Linked DNA regions of Homo sapiens: regions 1 and 3 are each linked to region 2. The links are chromatin contacts, found by Hi-C or POLR2A ChIA-PET in ENCODE. All regions are on one chromosome and are shown on one strand. Each heading gives the region's core, a stretch centred on a gene start or an enhancer-like site at or near the end of the contact. The rest is flanking DNA. Distances are from core to core; before and after follow the strand shown.

Evidence for each region. A loop is a pair of places that touch in the nucleus more often than their neighbours do. ChIA-PET counts read pairs that join two places held with the same protein, here RNA polymerase II (POLR2A). Pooled maps may share reads with other maps.
Region 1: a pooled map shows a loop between it and region 2 (3-fold over the local background). The contact joins two enhancer-like sites. A Hi-C loop is called at or near these places in 4 of 168 maps with a recorded cell type or tissue (IMR-90, MCF 10A, PC-9 and 1 more), 2 of 37 single-sample maps with no recorded cell type and 10 of 50 pooled maps. POLR2A ChIA-PET finds 5 or more read pairs at or near these places in 4 of 52 experiments (GM10248, HEK293T, OCI-LY7 and 1 more).
Region 3: a loop to region 2 is called in a pooled map, with 4 times the contacts of the local background. The contact joins two enhancer-like sites. A Hi-C loop is called at or near these places in 2 of 50 pooled maps. POLR2A ChIA-PET finds 5 or more read pairs at or near these places in 2 of 52 experiments (OCI-LY7 and WTC11).

What each region holds. Positions count from the first base shown.
Region 1 is chr5:143,227,811-143,230,510 of GRCh38, reverse strand. ARHGAP26 (Rho GTPase activating protein 26) reads right to left here. Exons shown (of 23, transcript NM_001135608.3): 23 at 1,504-2,700. Among named protein-coding and RNA genes, the nearest start is that of ARHGAP26-IT1, 37 kb to the right of the region's middle. RefSeq lists an enhancer at 883-942. Within about 2 kb of position 1,415, at least 9 of the 41 ENCODE cell types and tissues checked have a DNase peak (open chromatin) inside an H3K27ac peak, as active enhancers do.
Region 2 is chr5:143,101,169-143,103,985 of GRCh38, reverse strand. All of the region lies in intron 17 of ARHGAP26 (Rho GTPase activating protein 26), which reads right to left. Among named protein-coding and RNA genes, the nearest start is that of ARHGAP26-IT1, 90 kb to the left of the region's middle. Within about 2 kb of position 1,400, at least 3 of the 41 ENCODE cell types and tissues checked have a DNase peak (open chromatin) inside an H3K27ac peak, as active enhancers do.
Region 3 is chr5:142,975,752-142,978,479 of GRCh38, reverse strand. The region is part of intron 11 of ARHGAP26 (Rho GTPase activating protein 26); the gene reads right to left. It overlaps LOC107986457 (a long non-coding RNA gene), which reads right to left. Exons shown (of 2, transcript XR_001742909.3): 2 at 1-2,728. Among named protein-coding and RNA genes, the nearest start is that of ARHGAP26-AS1, 110 kb to the right of the region's middle. Within about 2 kb of position 1,444, at least 10 of the 41 ENCODE cell types and tissues checked have a DNase peak (open chromatin) inside an H3K27ac peak, as active enhancers do.

The DNA.
Region 1 (2,700 bases), core at 166-2,665, 130 kb before region 2:
AAGCTCCTCCATGTGACAAACCTCACCCACCCCGAGCAGTTACCATGGAGGTTAGAGCCTCCCTTGGCTGCTGTGCAGGCTGCAGTCAGCCAACACTGACTAACCCCGCATAGTTAATTAGTGGCAGCTTAGCTTGGTGCTATTAAAAGCAGGGCAAGCCAATGACACTGACACATTCAGGTAGGAGAGAAGTGTGGTATCTGAGTGGAGGTTGGGAAAGAACTGAGAAAATAAGAAATTAGAGCCATGACTTAATTCTCATGAGCAAGCGTGTTTGGGGTCTGAGAAAATCTCTCATCACACTCACTCTCTAACATTTACCTAATTTCAACTGTCAATCAAATCCACTTCTAACCCAGGTGCTCTTAGGACTAATCATGCAGTCAGAACTGAGTGAAAAACACCAAGCAAAACCACAGGACGTGACAGTTTGCGCTCTGCTCTGAGTGGCTGTTAAAAGCAAAACAAAATTAAAACCTTCTGCTAGGAAGGCATGAAAGTTGAAGTGATTGGGAAATCTATTGGAAAGGCCAAGGACAAAGATAAAATACACACCACGTATTTCATTCTCTCCATGAAGGATCAGACATAGATGTACACCATACTCAGAAAGCCTCGCCTAGTTACAGGATGACCCACACATGTGGGACGCTTTGGGTGCTGGGGGAGTTTTCCAGAGGAGGCTGTCAACTCAGTGAGGGCAGCAGCTGCTGCCAGCCTGTGCTGTTCACAGGGGTAAACGAGTGCCCGAAGTGGCAAATGAGGACAAGCAGACAGCTCACATGTGACCCACGCATTTAAATAGCCCCCCTCCCCTTAGAACCAGGACCAAGGGAGCTTCACATCCCTTCCTCCCCTCCCAGGGCAAGCATCTGAAGCCAGAAGCCTCATCCTCAGTCCCCAGAGCGCTGGCTTCCCCATGCCGCCTCCACTGAGCCCATCAGGGAGTCCTCTGTGCTTGTGGCAGAAGCTGGGAGCTCACTGGAAGCCTGGGTCCCAGGCTGCCACTCAGAATGTATCTGGAAGGGACATGATGAATGCGAAGACTCAGTGATCTGGCTTGGCCTGGGACAGCATGCAACAAGCTCTAAACAACAGACTTACAAACCAGCTGTGCTGGGGGCATTGCCTGTGTTCTGGCTCTGATGATTCCATCCTTGTGTTCATGAGGTTTCAGAAAATAGGTGATTAGAAAGTCAAATTTAGGAAGAATAAAACAATATGTATTCTAAGAGAAGAACGTTAGAAATGTGAAGTGGACTATGACTCTTCGGGCTCAATTGTTTAATATGCCTGAGGAGCAAATTCTCAAGTTTCCTAGCATCTGACCTCTTCCTAAATGGAAAGCAAAGCTTCTCAGAGCTCATCAGAAATAAGCACGGTGGTTGTCACCAAAAACCGCAGGAGCCGAGACTTGTGACCTTTGATCATCATGTATATATGCTTATTTGAAGACATATTAAAGCATGTATTGAGTCAAACTCTATCAGAAACTCAAGAAAATACCACCAAATGGAAAAGTCATTTAATTCAAAAATCATACGTCCACTCATTTCATAGGGATTGTCACATAAACCAACCACATGTAAGAAAGCCAAGTTTCAGAGGCCTCTGAACAGAAATTTTGTTTTCTTTATAGATATATTTGGTGACACAAAAGCATTTTTTAAAAGCCTGAACATGGCAACAGGGCTACTAACAGGGACAAAGGTCTATTCTAGTCACAGATTACTTTCTAATTACAGCATTGGATTCTATGCACGAGTCAATAGTCAATACTGAAGTTTAGAACAGTGCGTTATTTTAAAAGAAAACATTAAAGTGCCATTTAATAAGTACTTTATTGATATTATATCACACAGCACTTTACAGTATACTCAAAGATAGCCTAAATTATGAATTAAACATGCAAATATTTTCTTTTCCAAAATGTGGACAAAATGTCTTTTAGAGTGCTTTTGAACACTAGCCTTAGCTACTAAGCATTCATGGGTTTGATCTTTCTTGCGACATGACTTTAAGTAAGTTAACAAAAAATGTAGCTGTAGACAGTAATTGTTTGATAAATATGAACAGTTTTAAAATGGCACTGAATTTACATCTTTAATCATTTTAATAGGCCATCCACAGCCTCTCTTGTGTCTCTAATTCTCAACCTCCGAGTCTTAAAGGCTGTAAAGGCTCAGAAAGTGCCAGCTCATGTGGGTCTCTGTAAGTGTCTATGTCTTCATAGATGTAAATATGTGCTGTATACACACACATACACACACACATAAATATACTTTAGAATCAACAGATGTGCATTGTCAGATACAAGGTTGATTCTGGCATCTGGATAACCAAGAAAGCTGCTTTTAGGTGTCTGGACAACTTTGTAGAAATGGTTGACGTAGAACAGTATAGAATGTCTTAACCTCTCCAGGACTGCTCCAGGTAACTGACATTTTGTTTATCAATACTCTGGTTCTGACTAAAGTGAATTTTGACATGGACATGTCATGTCATGTCATACCCACACAAGGGTCTAGGTCTATGCTAAGCCTTTGCTCTCTAAAGCATTCCACCTTGAGAGACGTTTTCACTCTGTAATGTCTGGCACAACTTTTGTAAAAATATTAGCTGTGAAATTTTTCTGTGATCGCTTTTTTTTTTCTCCTCAGTAAGCATAATATTTATCCTTCTAAAAAAGTATCCAAAGCT
Region 2 (2,817 bases), core at 151-2,650:
TTCTAAGGTTGAATAATATTCCATTGTGTGTATATATATATATTTTTATTATACTTTAAGTTCTGGGATACACGTGCAGAATGTGCTGGTTACATAGGTATACATGTGCCATGGTCGTTTGCTGCACCCATCAACCCGTCATCTACATTAGGTATTTCTCCCAAGGTTATCCTCCTCTTCCCCCTACCCCCTGTTAGGTCCCGGTGTATGCTGTGCCCCTCCCTGTGCCCATATGTTCTCACTGTTCAACTCCCACTTACGAGTGAGAACATGCAGTGTTTGGTTTTCTGTTCCTTCTCTTAGTTTGCTGAGAATGGTTTCCAGCTTCATCCATGTCCCTGCAAAGGACATGAACTTATTCTTTTTTATGGCTTCATAGTATTCCATGGTGTATATGTGCCACATTTTTTTTTTTATCCAGTCTAACATTCATGGGCATTTGGGTTGGTTCCAAGTCTTTGCTATTGTGAACAGTGCTGCAATAAACATACGTGTGCATGTGTCTTTACAGTAGAATGATTTATAATCCTTTGGGTATATACCCAGTAATGGGATTGCTGGGTCAGATGGTATTTCTAGCTCTGGATCCTTGAAGAATTGCCACACTGTCTTCCACAATGGTTGAACTAATTTACACTCCCACCAACAGTGTAAAATCGTTCCTATTTCTCCACATCCTCTCCAGCATCTGTTGTTTCCTGACTTTTAAAAGTTTCATTTCTTTGAAGAGTAATGATATTGAACTTTTTCCCATGTCTACTGATCCAGTGACTTTTAAGGTCCCAGGCACAATTAGTCTGCAGCAAAGCAAATCAAAAGAACAGGTAAAGAAGACGACATACCAGGCAAGGATGGCACCTTAGTTCTACATTTTAAAAATTTAATAAAGCTCTACACCTATTAAGGTATCCTTGTGTTTATAATCCATATATCTTTCACAAATTTTCATGGGGAAGAAAAATAGTTGGGAGATGTCAGATCCCCCCTGTGAAGCTGGGCAGACTCCACCAGACTCCACCATGGCACTTGGGAGGCATTATATAAACGTTTGTGGCTACCACAGAGACCAAAAATGGATTGTGCTGCCTCTTCCCTGGTCTATTTCATAGAGGCACTGGGATGCTGTAAGGACAAAGCAAGCAAGGGAGGTGAAAAAAGTACTGAAAATTATCAAGGGCTGTACAAAGCACAATGATAAGGAGAAGGAGGAGGAGAACTAATTTAAACAGAAGTTTCAAAGAGGCAGGATTGGAGTATATGCAGAGAACGTTATTAGTGAAGAATGCTTTGGTAAGAAAGCAAGCTTTCTCCTCTGGTATTTCATGAGCTGTGCAATGAAAGAGTCTCTGTCTCCCTAGAGCCCGGATGGGCGACGCAACAGGCACAGGGGTGTAACCAGGCCACAAAGTCCCAAACGCCAACTTTTAATTGTGTGACCGGCATGGGTCCAGCAGTGATTAGCAGAACCAAGCACTGTTGCTCAAGCTTTATGAGGATCAGCATTCTGAGTTAGGGGAGGAAAAAGATTGCCTCTGATAAGAACTTGTTCTAGGAGAGTCAAACAAGCACCCCTTTTCTGCATGTTTGGGGCCGACACTGAGGTCTTTAATGAAGGGAAACCTCTGAAAGAAATGGAGGTGGCATTTCTAGGAAGACCTGCCAGGGGAGACTCACACTCTGGTACTTGCTAGTGGAACAGACTGAAGTTTATCAGGAGGGAGCCCCAGGCCTGGAAGGCAGGAAGTGAAGAGAAGAGGGAGGGATATCTGGGCTGGAGCAGAGCAGTCTCCCCAGCCAGGCGCGCACTGTACGGGTTCTCTGTGAGATGTAGAGAGGGTCCCTTACTCACGGTCCTGCTGTCTATATCACTCAGAAACAAAACCACCACCAACCTACCCAGTTCCACTTACCACATAGTTTTGAATCATGGAAAAGGCTAGTAATTACTACAAAAAAAACATGCTGCAGGCTCCTGGGGCTCCTGGCTATTGTTTCATGTTCTCCAGACTCCAGTTCTATCAGCGCCACCACAGCCCCTAAGGAAAATAGAACCTGTTGCCATAGTAGCTGCTTCCCCCTTTTTAAGGAAGGCACACTCTAAGCCATTATGGAAGAAAAAAAAAAAAAAAGCTTTTATGTCATATGACGAACTTTCCCTTCTCCAGCTTCTCTCCCTATCTTGTCCAGTTAAATTTTGTGTAGAACATGCAGCAGAAATTGAAATGTCGACATTTCCATTAAGCAATGACAAAAAAATTAATCCAGTTCCCAGAGAGAGGGAGGTAGGAAGCAATTGTTCAAGGCAACAGTGTGTGTGTCTGTTTCAGGGAAATTAAAAAAAAAAAAGAAGGGAAAAGTAATTAAAGAAAGATATTACCTGAAGAGCATTATATCTGACAAACACCAAAGCACTGCCTGGTTGGATGTTAAGGAAAGGAGAGGGAAAAAAATCAGAAATGGTGACACCTGATGAGAAGGAGTCACCCCCAAAGAGCTAAGAAAACAATCACCTTTTGTTAATAAAAACCAAAGGAAAGAGTGAGGACTGTATGAAGGCCCAGGAAAGACACATTTAAGGCCCACTCCCTGAGCAGAAATAGAAGGTGTATGGGGCCACAACCCTACATCAAGAGACCTGTTGGTCCCCAGCACTGAAAGTGAAACAAAAAATTATGAGAAAGAGAAATGACACACTCGAACCAGAGTAATTTTCTGTTTTGCCCTCATCTCTAAAAATGCATCCTTCCTGCCAGACTCATTCTCATTCCTTCCTAACTCTCTTGCAATGATCCAAGAGAGAGGTGTTCTGGCATATGA
Region 3 (2,728 bases), core at 195-2,694, 130 kb after region 2:
ACTGGTGCTTCGGTTTCCAGTTTCAGATTGGTTATGTCAATGATGAGAGCAGCACCAGCCAACCCTGGCTATGTATTTTCTGGATGGGGACACAGGTACATAGACAGAGCCCCTCACTCCAAAGATGGCCAAGGATTTCTCACACATTATCTCATACCTCCTCATCACCCAAGAGAAAGAGAGTCGAAGAAGTGGAGAATGAATTTAGGCCAACACTGCTATTGAGGAAAGAGGACATGCTTTGACCATGACCTACCACTCATGGCCTTTGAGGCCTTGGGCAAACCCTAAGCCCCTCTGAATACAGTTAAGACCCAAGGAGAAGCGATCCGACCCCACGCCAATTAAAGCAGAAAAAAAATTTTTAAGACTGAATGTGCTCATTGTGGGAAGGCCTACAAGAACCTAGGAGTGAAATGGAAAATATTTTCAAGATGTCGGATCACTGAAAATAAGTCAGAGGAGTCAAGAGGAACCAGGTCCTTTTCCCATGGCTTTGCAAGTGATCTGTCAACCATCCCAGCCATGGGCTGATGAAACCTCTCAAGGTGCTGCTCCAGTTTCTTCATGCTGGTGAATGTAGCCAGGAAGGAAAGCAGTAGTGGTACGAACAGAGAAACACAAGATACCAGAGCTCGCTGAACTGTGCTGACAACTTACACCCTGGCGCATCTCTGACTCACTGACTTCCTCCGTGAATTTTTGTGGTCAAGGCAGGATAACAGATCTGTCTTTGGGGAGGCAGTGTGAAATGTTTTTGCTTCCTCTCCCTACCACCTTCCATCTTCTTTCTTAACCAGGAGATGGCTAGCAACTTCTAGAGACAGCTGCTTTGGAAGAAGCTGAGCACACAAAGGTTGCCTCCTCACCCAGGAAACTGCTGAGTTCAACGCAAAGACTGGAGGCAAATGTCCAAAGATCCGTATCCAGCAGGGGGAAAAAAACACCTGGCTGACCTGTGGCAGCCCCAGGACCAACAAAAATCTGTCAACAACCATCTACGTGCTTTTAAAGCAAATCAAGATTTCAAAACAGGATTCTTCCACTGTTGTTTTTTTTTTAATAAGGTTAATTGATGGCCCTCTGTGTGCCAATAAAAGAATGTGGAATATCTGTTTGAAGTTCTCTTTATTGGCCCAGCAATGCCACAAATTGTGAAATAAAAGGAACCATAATCTCAAGGAAGAACCGCGGGTTGAGGTGTTACTTTTATATAATTTTCTTTACCCACACCATCAATAGCCCCTCTGAAACTTGTCTTGTATGAGCCCTTGCAATTGCTCATTATGAGGAACATCTGTTCTTTCTGCCAGCCCAGAATCCATCCCCACTTTCTAACTAAAACTTCTCAATTTTCCTTTAGTGTACTCCTTCCCTCAGCTCTGTCTGTGTGGTTGGGCGGAGCTAACCCCAGGGCTAGCATATGACTCAGGAGTGGCCTCAGTCACAGTGACCACTTTAGGGATGAATACAGAACCTGGCCCAGGCCAATGAAAGAGCCTGCCCTGGGACTTTTGCTGGAACTATTACCACAGAGGTGTACTCTTGCGTGCAAATGGGTAGGGTACAGACCAGGAGCTTCTCCTGGTCTCCAAGGGCCTATCTTTGACACGATGAGGAGAACCTACCTGAGGATGATGGCAAACACAGAAAAGTTTGAACCAGCAGGTTCAAAATCTAAATTCTCTAGTTCACATACTATTTAAGTTGATATGCTCGCTTTTAAGAGTTGAAATTCCACCTACAGGGAACCAGATGTCTCTACAGAACTGTCTTTCCAATCTAGTTTAGTAAAGTCTCAATTTGTATTTTTGGCATGTAAAAAAATATCTTTTCCCAACAGGATATCTTATGAACGTTGCATTTTTCAATACACAGTCTTACTTAGGTGCGCTTTTATTCATTGAATTTATATTGGATGGATACATCTATTATGTATGGATGTTAAAGACTCCATTGAGACTATACAAAAATGTAGTAATAATGATTGGGTCAAATGTCCTAGCATTTCAGAGGCCTTGCTCTTGGGCTACTTTCAGGGTTAGCAAAAGGGCCAAATAGGGATCAAGAGATCTGTCCTTCCTTTAGCCGATAACCCCTGTCCCTCAGAAGCAGTAGATCCTCTACACAGGCTGCTAGCATGACATTAGTTCACTTATTCACTTCATAAACTTAATTTCCTTTAGAGAGGTGCTTTCTAAATGGTTTCATACTCCTATTTCAAACAGATTATTTCAAATGCTTTAAAGGAGTACTTTATGGAAGCATCACCATGTATTAAAAATCTGCAGAATCCTTCATGGGAAAGAGCTTCCAATGAAGTGAAATAGAATATGATGATACCATATCTTTACTTGGGTGTTAGGTTCTACAGCTAACATTTAAGGCAAAATCCAGATAGAGTGAGAATTTCTCGTGAAAAGCCCTTAAGCCGGGCATATGGCATAATATACTTTGCTTTGTTTAAACTGTACTGTACTGCCTGTCACTAAGTTCCACGGAGAGTTTTTCCTCCATACGGTGGTTTATTCAGCTGAGCACCAGACAAAGCAGTTACTGGTGTTCAGAGGCCACATTATATTCTTGTTATTTGCAGAATGCTTATAGTTGAATTCATGTAAGATAAATACATGTATGGTACACCTCAACCAATTTTATTATGTTTTCTTAATACTCTCCAGGCAACCCAGGACACAAAGACTGGAGCTACTTTTATCCTATAAAATCC